Regions from separate parts of the Homo sapiens genome. Here region 2 is linked to region 1. Evidence: chromatin contacts called from ENCODE Hi-C or POLR2A ChIA-PET data. All regions are on one chromosome and are shown on one strand. The core of a region is the stretch at or near the end of the contact, and the rest is flanking DNA. Distances in the headings are between cores, read along the strand shown.

Evidence for each region. Hi-C counts contacts between places; a loop is a spot of excess contacts on that map. ChIA-PET counts read pairs that join two places held with the same protein, here RNA polymerase II (POLR2A). Pooled maps may share reads with other maps.
Region 2: a map with no recorded cell type shows a loop between it and region 1 (9-fold over the local background). The contact joins two enhancer-like sites. A Hi-C loop is called at or near these places in 1 of 168 maps with a recorded cell type or tissue (endothelial cell of hepatic sinusoid), 5 of 37 single-sample maps with no recorded cell type and 4 of 50 pooled maps. POLR2A ChIA-PET finds 5 or more read pairs at or near these places in 1 of 52 experiments (endothelial cell of umbilical vein).

The regions. Positions count from the first base shown.
Region 1 is chr10:74,853,764-74,860,388 of GRCh38, reverse strand. All of the region lies in intron 3 of KAT6B (lysine acetyltransferase 6B), which reads right to left. Among named protein-coding and RNA genes, the nearest start is that of KAT6B, 30 kb to the right of the region's middle. RefSeq lists a silencer at 4,109-4,319. Within about 2 kb of position 5,353, at least 9 of the 41 ENCODE cell types and tissues checked have a DNase peak (open chromatin) inside an H3K27ac peak, as active enhancers do.
Region 2 is chr10:74,735,371-74,742,000 of GRCh38, reverse strand. No RefSeq gene overlaps it. Among named protein-coding and RNA genes, the nearest start is that of KAT6B, 88 kb to the left of the region's middle. RefSeq lists an enhancer at 2,591-2,680. Within about 2 kb of position 2,925, at least 6 of the 41 ENCODE cell types and tissues checked have a DNase peak (open chromatin) inside an H3K27ac peak, as active enhancers do.

The sequences.
Region 1 (6,625 bases), core at 4,104-6,603:
AAGCACTAAGTATTTAATATTAATATCTTTTTGCATGTTTTTTGTACAGCCTTCAAATCTAGTATTAACTGCTTATAATGCACATTTCACAAGGCACAAATACACGTTTTAACTATGCTTGTTTGCTTTTGCTATGTGTCACATACTAAATGGGGAACCTAAGTGGTCAGAGACACAAATCATGGATTTCAGGAGAGAGAAGGCACTTTCCACAAGATACATGTCAAAATAAAAAACAACCTACAAACCAGCATGGCACATGTATATATATGTAACAAACTTGCACTTGTGCACATGTTCCCTAGAACTTAAAGTATAATAAAAATAAATAAAAATAAAAAATAAAAAACAACTGAAAAAGTGTTCTCAATGCTAGCTCTTTATTTCATTCTGCTATAAAATTTTTAGAAGCGAGAAAAATACATACAATTTACACCTGATCAATGTTCTCCAAACTGCCTGCAGGCTTGTGTTCATACACTAGCAAGATTTACTGCTAACCAACATGCCATGCTAAATTGAAATCAAGATATTACACAATTTTCCAACAAAGGGGTGATTTTATAAGCTAGTATACATGCTCCATGAGGATGTAATTGTTGGCATCTTGTTACATTTCTGTAGCTGGTGGAAAATGAGTTAAGTTAGAAGGTTTATAGAGGGTCAGAGCTCATCAGATGAAAAAATCATCTTTTTTATCAGCTCTAGAAAACATATTTATTAAGCTAACTAGTTATTCTTCAACAACTGGATTAGTCAGAATTTCCAAAACCTTCCAACTAACTGCAGAAGACTGCTGAAACATTGTGAAATGAAATAAAATGAAGAATTCTAGAGGCTCGTTACCTCAAGTTCATGTTTATTTTTCTGAATTTTTACTAAAAACTAAAAGAATATAATATACATCCATCTGCATGTCATTTTTCTTTTTTAAATAAATGAGTTTCTTTTTCAGCCTATTTAGACTTCTCTGATTGAGGGTTCTAATTTAAATTATAGATATATGCTGGGCACAGTGGCTCACGCCTATAATCCCAGCACTTTGGGAGGCTGAGGTGGCTGGATCTCTTGAGGCCAGGGGTTCAAAACCAGCCTGATCAACACAGTGAAACCCCATCTCTACTAAAAAAAAAATACAAAATTAGCTGGGCATGGTAGCAGGCACCTGTAATTCCAGCTACTCAGGAGGCTGAGGCATGAGAATTGCTTGAACCTGGGAGGTGGAGGCTGTAGTGAGCCAAGATCGTGCCACTGCACTCCAGCCTGAGCAACAGAGCAAGACGTTGTCTAAATAAATAAATAAAAGACATAAAATTCTTCAGATGTTACTTAGTCTTTGAAATATCATCAAAGGCAGGGCACACTGGCTTATGCCTATAATCCCAGCACTCTGGGAGGCCAAGGTGGGTAGATCACTTGAGATCAGGAGTTCCAGAGATGGAGTCTTGCTCTGTTGCCCAGGCTGGAGTATAGTGGCACAATATTGGCTCACCGCAATCTCCACCTCCAAGGTTCAAGCGATTCTCCTGCCTCAGCCTCCTGAGTAGCTGGGACTACAGGCGTGAGCCACCATGCCCAGCTAATTTTTACATTTTTAGTAGAGATGGGGTTTCGCCATGTTGCCCAGGCTGGTCTCGAACTCTGGACCTCAAGTGATCCATGCACCTCGGCCTCCCAAAATGCTGGGATTACAGGCATGAGCCAAAGAGCCTATCTTGATAAATCACCTTGTATTTTTCATGCACCCTGTGGGCATTTAAATGAAAGACCCTTCTCTACAACTTTAAATGTACTTCTCAAAAATCATTTTGGGCCAGGCATAGCGGCTCTCACTTGTAATCCCAGAACTTTGGGAGGCCAAGGTGGGTAGATTGCTTGAGCCAAGGAGTTCGAGACCAGCCCGGGCAAAATGGCAAAACCCATGCCTATCAAATATACAAAAATTAGCTGGGCATGGTGGCACACGCCCCTGTAGTTCCAGGACCCTGAGGTGGGAGGAGTGCTTGAGCCTAGGAGGTCAAGGCTGCAGTGAGCCATGATCACACCGCTGCATTCCAGCCTGGGCAACAAAGTGAGACCCTGTCTCAAAAAAAAAAAAAAAAAAATTGCCCATCCAAACTTCTATTGTTAAAAACTCTGAAGCTATTAGTGCCAAATCCATTCTTCAGTTCTTCAACTAGTGAGTAAAGGGACATGAAGTGGAGGCAAGAGTGCACGCCCCCGTTCCTGCTCTCCTGGAAATGACTCAGGATGTACCATGAGACTCAAAACTCAGGCCTCTTGACCCCCGGCCTTCAGCTAGCATTACTCCCATAAACTGTGATTAATTCCTTTCTGGTTATTTTTTCCTTTTTTTTTTTAATTAAGAAATAGAGTCCTGCTCAGTCGCCCAGGCTAGAGTGCAGTGGCACGATCATAGCTCACTTACAGCCTCAAACTTCTGGACTCAGGCAATCCTCCCACCTCAGCCTCCCAAGTAGTTAGGACTACAGTTCTGTGCCATCACACTTGGATAATTTTTAAAAATTTTTTCTAGAGATGGGATCTCACTATGTTGTCCAGGCTGATCTCAAACTCCTGGCCTCAAGTGATCCACCTGCCTTGGCCTCCCAAAGCATTGGGATTATAGATGTGAGCTACCTGCACCTGGCCCTCTTTCCTTTCTAAACAGACTTGATCATGGTTCACCATAGCCCAAAACCTTCAATGATTTGCAACCCCCAATGCAAAATTTGATTTAGGTGACAATACTAAACCCTGTGTGGCAGGCAAAATAATGGGCTCCCCCAAAAATGTCTACTTCCTAATGCCCAGAACCTTACCTGGCAAAATAACCTTGCAGATATGATAAAGTTAAGGACTGTGAGATAAGGGCATTATCTGGATTATCCAAATGGGCTCAATCTAATAATATGCATCCTTTAAAAGCTGAAAAACTGTCCAGGCTGTGGTAAGAGGCAGATGTGACTGTGAAAGAACAGTCAGAGAGATGCAACATTGCTGGCTTTGAAGATGGAGGAAGGGATCATGAGTCAAGGAATATGCGCAGCCTCTAGAAGCTCAAAAAAGCAAGGGAAAAGATTCTCTCCTAGAGCCTCCAGAAAAGAACATTACCTTGCCCTCACCTTCATTTTAACCTAAGAAACCCATGTTGGACTTCTGACCTACCGAACTGTAAGACAATACATTTGTGTTGTGTTAAACCATTAAGTTGCTGTAATTTGTTACAGCAGCAATAGAAAACTAATACACACTGGGTGAAAGGTTACTCACATGCTTTCAAAGTATCATTGCACAGATTACTTGTTAATTACAAAAGGGAAAAGGCGCCTTTATAAACGAAGATCTAGCAGATGCCACCTTAACCAACTGATAAACTAAGCACCACCAGTAATGAGACAAGCTGAAATTATTTATCTCCTGGTATCTCACAAGAAGAAATATACAACATCCCCCATACAGTATTTTTTCTTTTCTTTTTTCTTTTTGAGACAGAGTCTCACTCTGTCACCCAGGCTGGAGCGCAGTGGTGTGACCTTGGCTTACTGCAACCTCCATCTCCTGGATTCAAGCAATCCTTCTACCTCAGTCTCCCAAGTAGCTGGGACTACAGGCACATGCCACCACGCCCAGCTGATTTTTTTGTATTTTCTGTAGAAACGGGGTTTCACCATGTTTCCCAGGCTGGTCTCAAACTTCTGAGCTCAATCAGTCCACCCATCTTAGCCTCCCAAAGTGCTGGGATTATAGGTGTGAGCCACCACTCCCAGACCCCCACACGCTATTCTTGTCAAAAATGTTTACTCTGAATCTAATCATGAGGATACAGTCAGACAAATACTAATTGTGGGACATCCTACAAGACAACTACCCTAGACTCTTCAAAAATGTCAATGTCTTCAGAAGCAAAAAGGAGGGAAAACTGTTCTCTATTAAAGGTGACATGACAGCCAAATGCAATATATGATCTTTGGTTGGATCCTGGATGAAAAGTCAAAAGTTGGCCAGGCGCAGTGGCTCACACCTTTAATCCCAGCACTTTGGGAGGCCTAGGCGGGTAGATCACCTGATGTCAGGAGTTCAAGACCAGCCTGGCCAACCTGGCGAAACCCCATCACTACTAAAAATAAAAAAAGTTAGCCGGGCATGGTGGCACGCACCTGTAGTCCCAGCTGCTCGGGAGGCTGAGGCAAGAGAATTGCTTGAACCTGGGAGGTGGAGGTTGCAGTGAGCTAAGATCATACCACTGCACCCCAGCCTGGGCAACAGAGCGAGACTCCATCTCAAAAAAAGTCAAAAGTTATAAATGAGATTTTGGGGCCATTTGGGGAAATATGGACTGTCAGTTAACACTCATTCCACTGCCGAATTTTTTGCGTAATAGTATAGTATATAAGAGAACATTTTTGATATATTATTAAGTATTTAGGGGTGAAATATAATATTTGTAATTTAGTTTCCAACAGTTTAGTCAAAATTGTGAATATATAAATGTGCTGTATATATACGCACACCCATGTATAAAAACATATACATATACACACATATAGGAAGAGAAAGAATGTGGCAAAATGTTAAAATTGGTGAATCTATGTGAAAGAAATAGAGTGTTTACTGTACTACTCTTTTAATATTTATGAAATACTCTAATTTTATAAATTATAAAGGTTAGGAGAGAAGTATTTTCCTAGCTCCCTCCATGCCTGCCTTTCCCAGGTCTGCTCACACACTGCCAGGAGTCTACCTGGAACAGCTGATGTTCTTCAAACAGCCAATACTCTTCCACTAGCAGATCCTGTTTTCTGCTGCTTTACTCACAACTCAAGGCTCAACAGCTAAAGCTGGGTTTTGTTATAAGACAGAAGTGTTTACAATACTAATTTTGAAAACAAGTTGGTCAAATATCAAATGGGAGTCATCTTTTAATGGCCTTATTACTAGATTTTAATATGTTCTTATGTTTCTCTTTCCCAAGATAATGTTTATGATCTGTTTCTTAAACTTCATCATACCCATAGGGTGGCAAGCATGACAGGGAAACCTTGGACAAAAAGCAGGGCTGGTCACATCAGAAACTACTAACAGAAACAGTCAAGCTCTGCCTCTGGCTCTCAGCCCATGTCACTCTGAACACCCTAGGCAGCCCAGACCAAGGCTCACCTCCTTCCTGCAGGCCTCACTGCTCTCCATATGGCAGCTCACTGACATCAAAGAAGACGGAAGAAATTATCTAAATTCACCAGGCTAGTTCCACTCCTTCCCTTGAATTGTGGAAGAGTCGCTGATATCTCAATTACCTCTCCTGCAATAGTACCTTTTTCCCTGCATGCTAAGATTTTGCAATGCTAAAAAGCAGGGTGAGAAGTGTATACTGGACTAACAGATGGAAGATTAACAACAAAAGACCGACTTGATGGGGGAGACAAAACTACAATGTTTGTATACCTATAATAAAAATACTGAGGAAGAAAAATTGAACTTGTAAGTAAAGTTAGGTTGCTCTTCTGTAACGCCTGTCGAGCTACAGACAGGAAAAGGCCCAGCATGGTTTCTGTGTACGCCTATGCTGTTTCTAATAGAAAGGACAAAATAGAGCCAAAACATCTGTTGACCAGTTAAGTTTGTTAATGAAACCAAATTGCAGCTGGTTTATCACAGATCAAAAGTGAGGCAAATTAGAGAAAGGATGTATGAACAAAGCTGGTTTCTAAAAAATAGTGGCTAAAGAATTCTAAACCCACTTGTCAAATTAACAAAAATCCTTCCTGGATTTTGCTTAGACCAGTGATTAGTATTTACTTTGTATCTTTGCAGAGACCAGCCTCATAGTTTAAATCTAGTATCATTCACTCTAAAATGTTGTCTATATTGCTCATTTTGCAGATTTATCAAAATATCACCTTTCATTAAAAAAAAACAGAAAAAACATACACTCTACATAATATTACACTAATTAAAAGATTCACTTATATAAGGAAAAAGAATATGTAGTTTGCAACTGTTGGAGACTTCTCTGGTAAAGTGCTTCTGCCCCAAGCAGAGGCATATGTACAGTTAGCATTTCACATATCCACTGCCACAACTCCTTCTCTTACATGTACAACTTTCCATCACCACCTGAAGACAGAGAGATAAGCACACCCACTCACAAAAACATACTTCCCTCTTGGCCCTGCTAACTCAAAATGTCACATGCAAATTACATGGCTGACGCATTTGCTAACTTTAATTTGGTGAGCTAATTGATGTTTATGTACTCAGAAACATTAATAGATTGGAGAGATCAAAGTACCTGAGAAGATTCAGGTTCATATTTTAAATGCTAGTGTGATCAGAGAACAGTTTCACCTAATCTACTGTAGTTTAAGGCACAGGGCCAAGAAAAGGAAGTTTATAAACAAAACAAAAAGTCAAGAATTTTACAATTAAAACACATTGCTACTGTCATGATAAAACAATGGGCTGGGCGTGGTGGGGCATGCCTCTAATCCCAGCACTTTGGGAGGCCGAGGTGGGCAGATCACAAGGTCAGGAGTTCGAGACCAGCCTGGCCAATATGGTGAAACCCCCGTCTCTACTAAAAATACAAAAAAATTAGCCAGGAGTGGTGGCACATGCCTGTAAT
Region 2 (6,630 bases), core at 1,676-4,175, 120 kb after region 1:
TATTTTCTCATTATTCTGTTTATAGTATTTAAAAAAATAACTGATCTATTTGGAACTTTACCTTGATGATTGGCATGCAGTGGGGACTCCAGCTTAATTTTCCCCAACAGAAACCAATATTCCAGCATGATTTGCTTGCATAATATTTCCCTTCTCTGATTTTAAATGCTAACTTTATCATATGCAAAATACTGGTGTATATGTGAGTCTGTTTCCAGGTTTTAAATTTTATTTTACTGATCTGTCTATTCTATGCCAAATCTGTTTTAATTACTGTGGTTTTATGACAGATTTTAATAATTATGCAAAATCCCCTCATATTTCTTTTCTTCTGCAACAATTTACTGACTCGTCTCTCCCAAAATCTCTTTGAGATTTTAATGGACACTGCATTTCATTTATTAATTAGTTTGAAAAGAACTGACATCTTTTATTATTGCCTTTTCTCACACAGGTATGTGACATGTTGCGCATTTATTTATCTTCTGTTATGTACCTTGGCAAACTTTTGCTCTATTCTTCATTCAGATCTTATATACATTTTTAAAAGTTTATTCTTGGGTGAAATATGTGTGTGTGCATATACACACATATACATGCGTGTGCATGCATGTATATGTGCATGTACATATGTATATACACACATATGCACACATGTATGTGCATATGCATATATACACATACATACACGTATGCATGCACACATGTGTATATACACATATGTATGCATATACACATGTATATGTATTTATGTATATATGCATACATATATACACATATACACATATATACATGTATACATAGATGTATATGTATGGAATATGTATGATGTGTGTATACATACATAACACACAAACACGTGTATATTTGCTATAATTTGTACTTGCATCAGATCTTTTTCTTCTTATTTTATTTTCGAACTGCTTATTAATAGTAATATTCAGTCACTCAACAAATACTTATATGCTACTGTGTGCCAGGCACTGTGCCAGACACAAGGACCATACTAGTGTACAAAACAGACACGGTCTATATATACTATTGATCATTTCTAAAATATTGATCATCCTTGCATTTCTGGAACAGGTTCTGCTTGGGTATGAAATATTATTTTAGTATATTGTACTAATGAATTAAATTTGCTAGTATTCCATTTAGGATGTGTGTTTATAAATTCCATATAAATAGCCTAAGTGAGACTAAGCTGTCTGGCTTGAGGTGTGTGTGTGTGTGTGTGTGTGTGTGTTTGCGCACGTGTGCATGTATCTGGTTTTGGTGGAAGGGTTATGTTAGCTTGTGAAGTAAACTGGAAACTTTCCGTTATTTCTCTATTTTATGTAGCATTGGAATTGTTTCATTCTTACTCCTTAACAATCACATTAAATTATAATGTTCAAACTAGAAGACTCGAACTGAGAAAAGGCCCCAGTTGTCCTACATCTCAAACCTTTGAAAGAATTTATGGAAATGGGATAGAATGGAGGTTTACACAACAAGACACCAGATGACAAGACATGACTTTCTTGTTTTGGTCCTGTCCCCTCAAAGGGGACCAGCGGCCTTGTATGTTCACTTCTTGAAAGGACTGACTTTTTTCCCAGGGAGGAAAAGTGTGCCCTCATCTTCCAGCTGTTTGATACTCCTGGCGAGTGCAGGACTGGACTGATGCTGCGAGGCAGGGGATAACGGATTGGCTTTGTACAAGGTAGGTAGAAAACTCCAGTGACAGCAAGCTGAGGGCAAAACACAGCACCATTACTGTTCCCGTCTCACAGAACCTGCAGATAGCCGACACAAATAAGAGCTCCATATCTCCCACTTGTCTTCAGCCTTTGTGTCTTTCTGAATTTCTATAACTATAGCTGAATCTGTCAGGCCAGTTCCATGTCCACGGCAGAGTGCAACATCAGGGCCAACATGTGAGCCCCAAAGTCCTGATTCTGTGATCTAATATAATACCTCCCATCATGTTTTTATTTATATCCCTAAATGTGTCTTCCAATTTTTTTTTTTTCAAGACCAGTTCTCACTCTGTCGCCCAGGCTGGAGTGCAGTGGTGCAATCTTGGCTCACTGCGACCTCTGCCTCTGGGGTTCAACCAATCCTCCTGCCTCAGCCCCCAGAGTAGCTGAGGTTACAGGTGTACACCACCACGCCTGGCTAATTTTTGTATTTTTTGCAGAGACGGGGTTTAGCCATGTTGGCCAGGCTGGTCTTGAACCTCTGGGCTCAAGTGATCTGTCTCCCTCAGCCTTCCAAAGTGCTGGAATTACAGATGTGAGCCACCGTGCCCAGCCCCAACTTTAAAATTTAAGAATCATTCCTCTTACTTATCTGAGAACCTTTTAAGTACATGGGGTCTCTACTTGCAAGCAGCTCATATATTAGTTTTCTATTGCTGTGTAACAGATTGCCACAAACTTAGTAGCTTAAAACAGCACCCATTTATTATCTCACAGTTCTACACGCACAAACGATTTTTATAAATAGAGACAGGTTGCCCAGGCTGGTTTCAAACTCCTGACCTCAAGTTACTCCCCCGCTTTGTCCTCCCAAAATGTGGGGGTTACAGACGTGAGCCACCGCGCCTGGCCTCTCACAGTTCTGTAGTCAGAAGTCTGGTGGGTGGGCTTGGCAAGGTACTGTCCTTAGGGTCTCTAAATGCTGAAATCAAGGTGGCAGCAGGGCTTTGTTACTTCCTGGAGGCTCTGGGAAGGAAACTGCTAACAAGCTTATTCAGGCTGTTGGTCAAATTCAGCTCCTTGTGGTGCTAGGGCTGAGGTCCCGTTTCCTTTCTGTTGGCCTTGAGCCTCTTGAGGTTTCCTGTGCGCCTGGTCACGTTGCCCCTTCACCTTCAAAGCCAGCAAAGGCTCACTAACTCCTTCTCAAGCGTTGAATCTCTCTGACTTCTGCCTTATCTCTCCTGCCTCCTGCAGGAGAAAGTTCTCTGCTTTTAAAGGCTCACATGATTAGACTGGGCTCACTGGATCACCCAGAATAATCTCTGTATTTTAAGAACTGTCACCTTAATTACATCTGCAATGGCCCTTTTGCATGTTACATAATGTACTTACAGGTTGCAGGGATTGGGACATGGATCTTTGTGGGACCATTATGCCTGTCAGAGCTTTTATCTCTTTGTTTTCCATATAGAATATTTTAGGATAATTTTTTTCCCTTTATGTTTTTATTTTATTTTTGAGACAGGATTTCCCTCTGTCACCCATCTGGAGTGCAGTGGTGCAATCACGGCTCACTGCAACCTCTTCCTTATCACGGCTCACTGCAACCTCTTCCTTCCAAGCTCAAGAGACCCTCCCACCTCAGCCTCCCAAGGAGCTAGGACTAATACAGGCACATGCCACCACGCCTGGCTAATTTTTGTATTTTTTGTAGAGATGGGGTCTCCCTATGTTGCCCAGGCTAGTCTTGAATTCCTGGGCTCAAGCAATCCTCCAGCCAAAGTGTTGGGATTACTGGCATGAGCCAACTTGCCTGGCCAATTTTTTCCATTTAAGAGGAAATAGAAGACAGCTCCATCCTTTTGGAAAAAATGAACTGCCAGACACCATCAGGCCCCAAATTCACACAGCCATCATGCATTCAGCCTCTAACCATAAGTCCTTGATTCTGGCCTCAAACTCAGTAAAATTCATTTGTGCATTTAAGACTTGAGGCAGCCAAATTTTGACACACCATTAGGTGGCACTTGATTAGAAAGCTTGCTTCTGTCTGAACTTTCTCAAGGCAGCAATCCGACAAGAGGGCAAGGAAACTCTGAGGTCAAGGGCAGAGTAGGGCTGAGGTTCTTAGTGATTATGGGGAAGTCCTCACAGGCAAAAACTGTCCAAGACTTGAAAGTAATTTGTACATTCAAGTTGACTTTAGAGAACTTAAATATTACTTAGCAACTGTAAATAGACTATTTAAAAGCTTTTACACATGATATTTTAAGAAAGCATGGCATCAGCTGGGCATGGTGGCTCACACCTGTAATCCCAGAACTTTGGGAGGCTGAGGCGGATCGATTGCCCGAGGTCAGGAGATCGAGACCAGCTTGGCCAACATGGTGAACCCCGTCTCTACTAAACATACAAAAAATTAGCTGGGCATGGTGGCAGGTGCGTGTAATCCCAGCTACTAGGGAGGCTGAGGCAGGACAATTGCTTGAACCCGGAAGGCAGAGGTTGCAGTTAGCTGAGATCTCTAGCCTGGGCAACAAGAGCGAAACTCCGTCTCAAAAAAAAAAAAAAAAAAAAAAGCATGGCATCAAAAAAATCACTGTGTGTGTGTGTGTGTGTGTGTGTGTGTGTGTGTGTGTGTGTGTGTATTTTTTTTTTTTTTTTTTTGAGACAGAGTCTTGATCTGTTGCCCAGTCTGGAGGGTACTGGTGCAATCACAGCTCACTGCAGCCTCAACCTCCTGGGCTCAGGTGATCCTCCCACTTCAGCCTCCTGAGTAGCTGGGACTACAGGCGCATGCCACCACATCTGGCTAATTTTTGTATTTTTTGTAGAGACAGTGTTTCACCATGTTGCCTGGGCTGGTCTTGAACTCCTGGGCTCAAGCAATTCACCTGTCTCGGCCTCCCACAGTGCTGTGATTACAGGTGTGAGCCACCATGCCTGGCCACCACATTTGTCCTATGTTTAAAATGAGCAAATATTCAGGCCGGACATGGTGGCTCATGCCTGTAATCCCAGCACTTTGGGAGGCTGAAGCGGGTGGATCATCTGAGGTCAGAAGTTCGAGACCAGCCTGACCAACATGGAGAAACCCCATCTCTACTAAAAATGCAAAAGTAGCCTGGTGTGGTGGCACATGCCTGTAATCCCAGCTACTCAGGAGACTGAGGCAGGAGAATTGCTTGAACCCAGGAGACGGAGGTTGCAGTGAGCCGAGATTGCACCATTTCACTCTAGCCTGGGTGACAGAGTGAGACTCCGTCTCAAAAAAAAAAAAGGCTATTATGGAGATTCATGCACGAGTTTATTTCTGAGTATGCACATATGTTTTTATTTCTTCTGAGCCGATATGGAAAGGTGGAATTTCTGGGTTAGATGGCAACTCCACATTTAGCTTTCTGAGGAACCGCTCAACTGTTTGCCAAAGTGGCTGCACCATTTTACATGATCAACACATACGTAATTTTAAAAATGGCTTCATTAACATGTGATTGACATACAATAAAATGCACATATATTAAGTGTATGATTTGGTAAGTTTTGGCTTATGAATACACTCATAAAACCATCACCACAATCACTTCAAAGTCATCTATCACTCCAAAAATTTTCCTTGTACCCCTCTGAAATTCATTCTTCCCATATCTCATGATACAATTGTGAGACCTGAATTTGAGTATTTGTTGTTACTGTTGTTGTTTTGCATAGGAAAACAATTGTACCAGCACCATTTGGATAGTCCTATGCAAAATGACAACAACAGCAAATACTTAAACTCAGGTCTCACAATCTGTATCATGTCTATCTCATATACAAAAAATTGTCTCCAAATGGACCATCTCTCCCCACTCCATCATTCCATTATTTCCAAGTAATCACTGTTCTTTCTGTCATTATGGTTTAGTATGCATTTTCTAAAGTTTTAAATAAATGCAATCCTATAGTATTTTTTTTGGTCTAGCTGTGTGTTTCCTCTTTGTCTGGCTTTTTCCACTGAGTGTAATTATTTTAAGATTCACCTAAGATGTTGACTGTCTCAATAATCCATTCCTTTTTATTGATGGGTAATATTCCATTGAATGTATATACCACAATTTGCTTACTCATTCCCCTGTTGGTGGACATTTGGGTTGTTTCCAATCTAGGGCTATTCCAAATGAAGCTGCTATGAACGCTCATGCACAAGTCTTTTGCAGACATATATTTCATTTTTCTTGGGTAAATATCTGAGTGGAATGTTTCTGTTACGTGATAGCTATATTAATATTAAGCATTTAAGAAACTTCCAAACTGCTTTTGAAATGGCTGTGCCATTATATATCCTCACCCGCAGTGAATGGGAATTCTAATTCCTTCACATCCTCACCAATACTTCGTACGGCCAGTCTCTTTTTTTTTTTTTTTTTTTTTGAGACGGAGCTTCGCTCTTGTTGCCCAGGCTGGATTGCAATGGCATGATCTCGGCTCACTGCAACCTCTGCCTCCCGGGTTCAAGAGATTCTCCTGCCTCAGCCTCCCAAGTAGCTGGGATTACAGGCGCCTGCCACCATGCTCGACTAATTTTTGTATTTTTAGTAGCAACGGGGTTTCACCATGATGGCCAGGCTATTCTCGAACTCCTGGCCTCAAGTGATCTGCCACCTCAGCCTCCCAAAGTGCTGGGATTACAAGCATGAGCCACTGCACCCAGCCCAGTATTTTTAATTCTATTGATTCTAATAGGTGTGAAGAGGTACCTCTCTGTGGGTTTAATTTGCACTTCATGAGGTCAAGTGTCTTTTCATGTACTTATTTGGTGAAATATGTGTTCAAATCTTTGCCTATTTATAAAATTGGATTTTTTTAAACTTTGGTTTTGAGAGTTTTTTAAAAATATGTATATAACAATACATATGTTATCTATATAAAATATACTTATATATAAAACAAAATATATGTTATATAT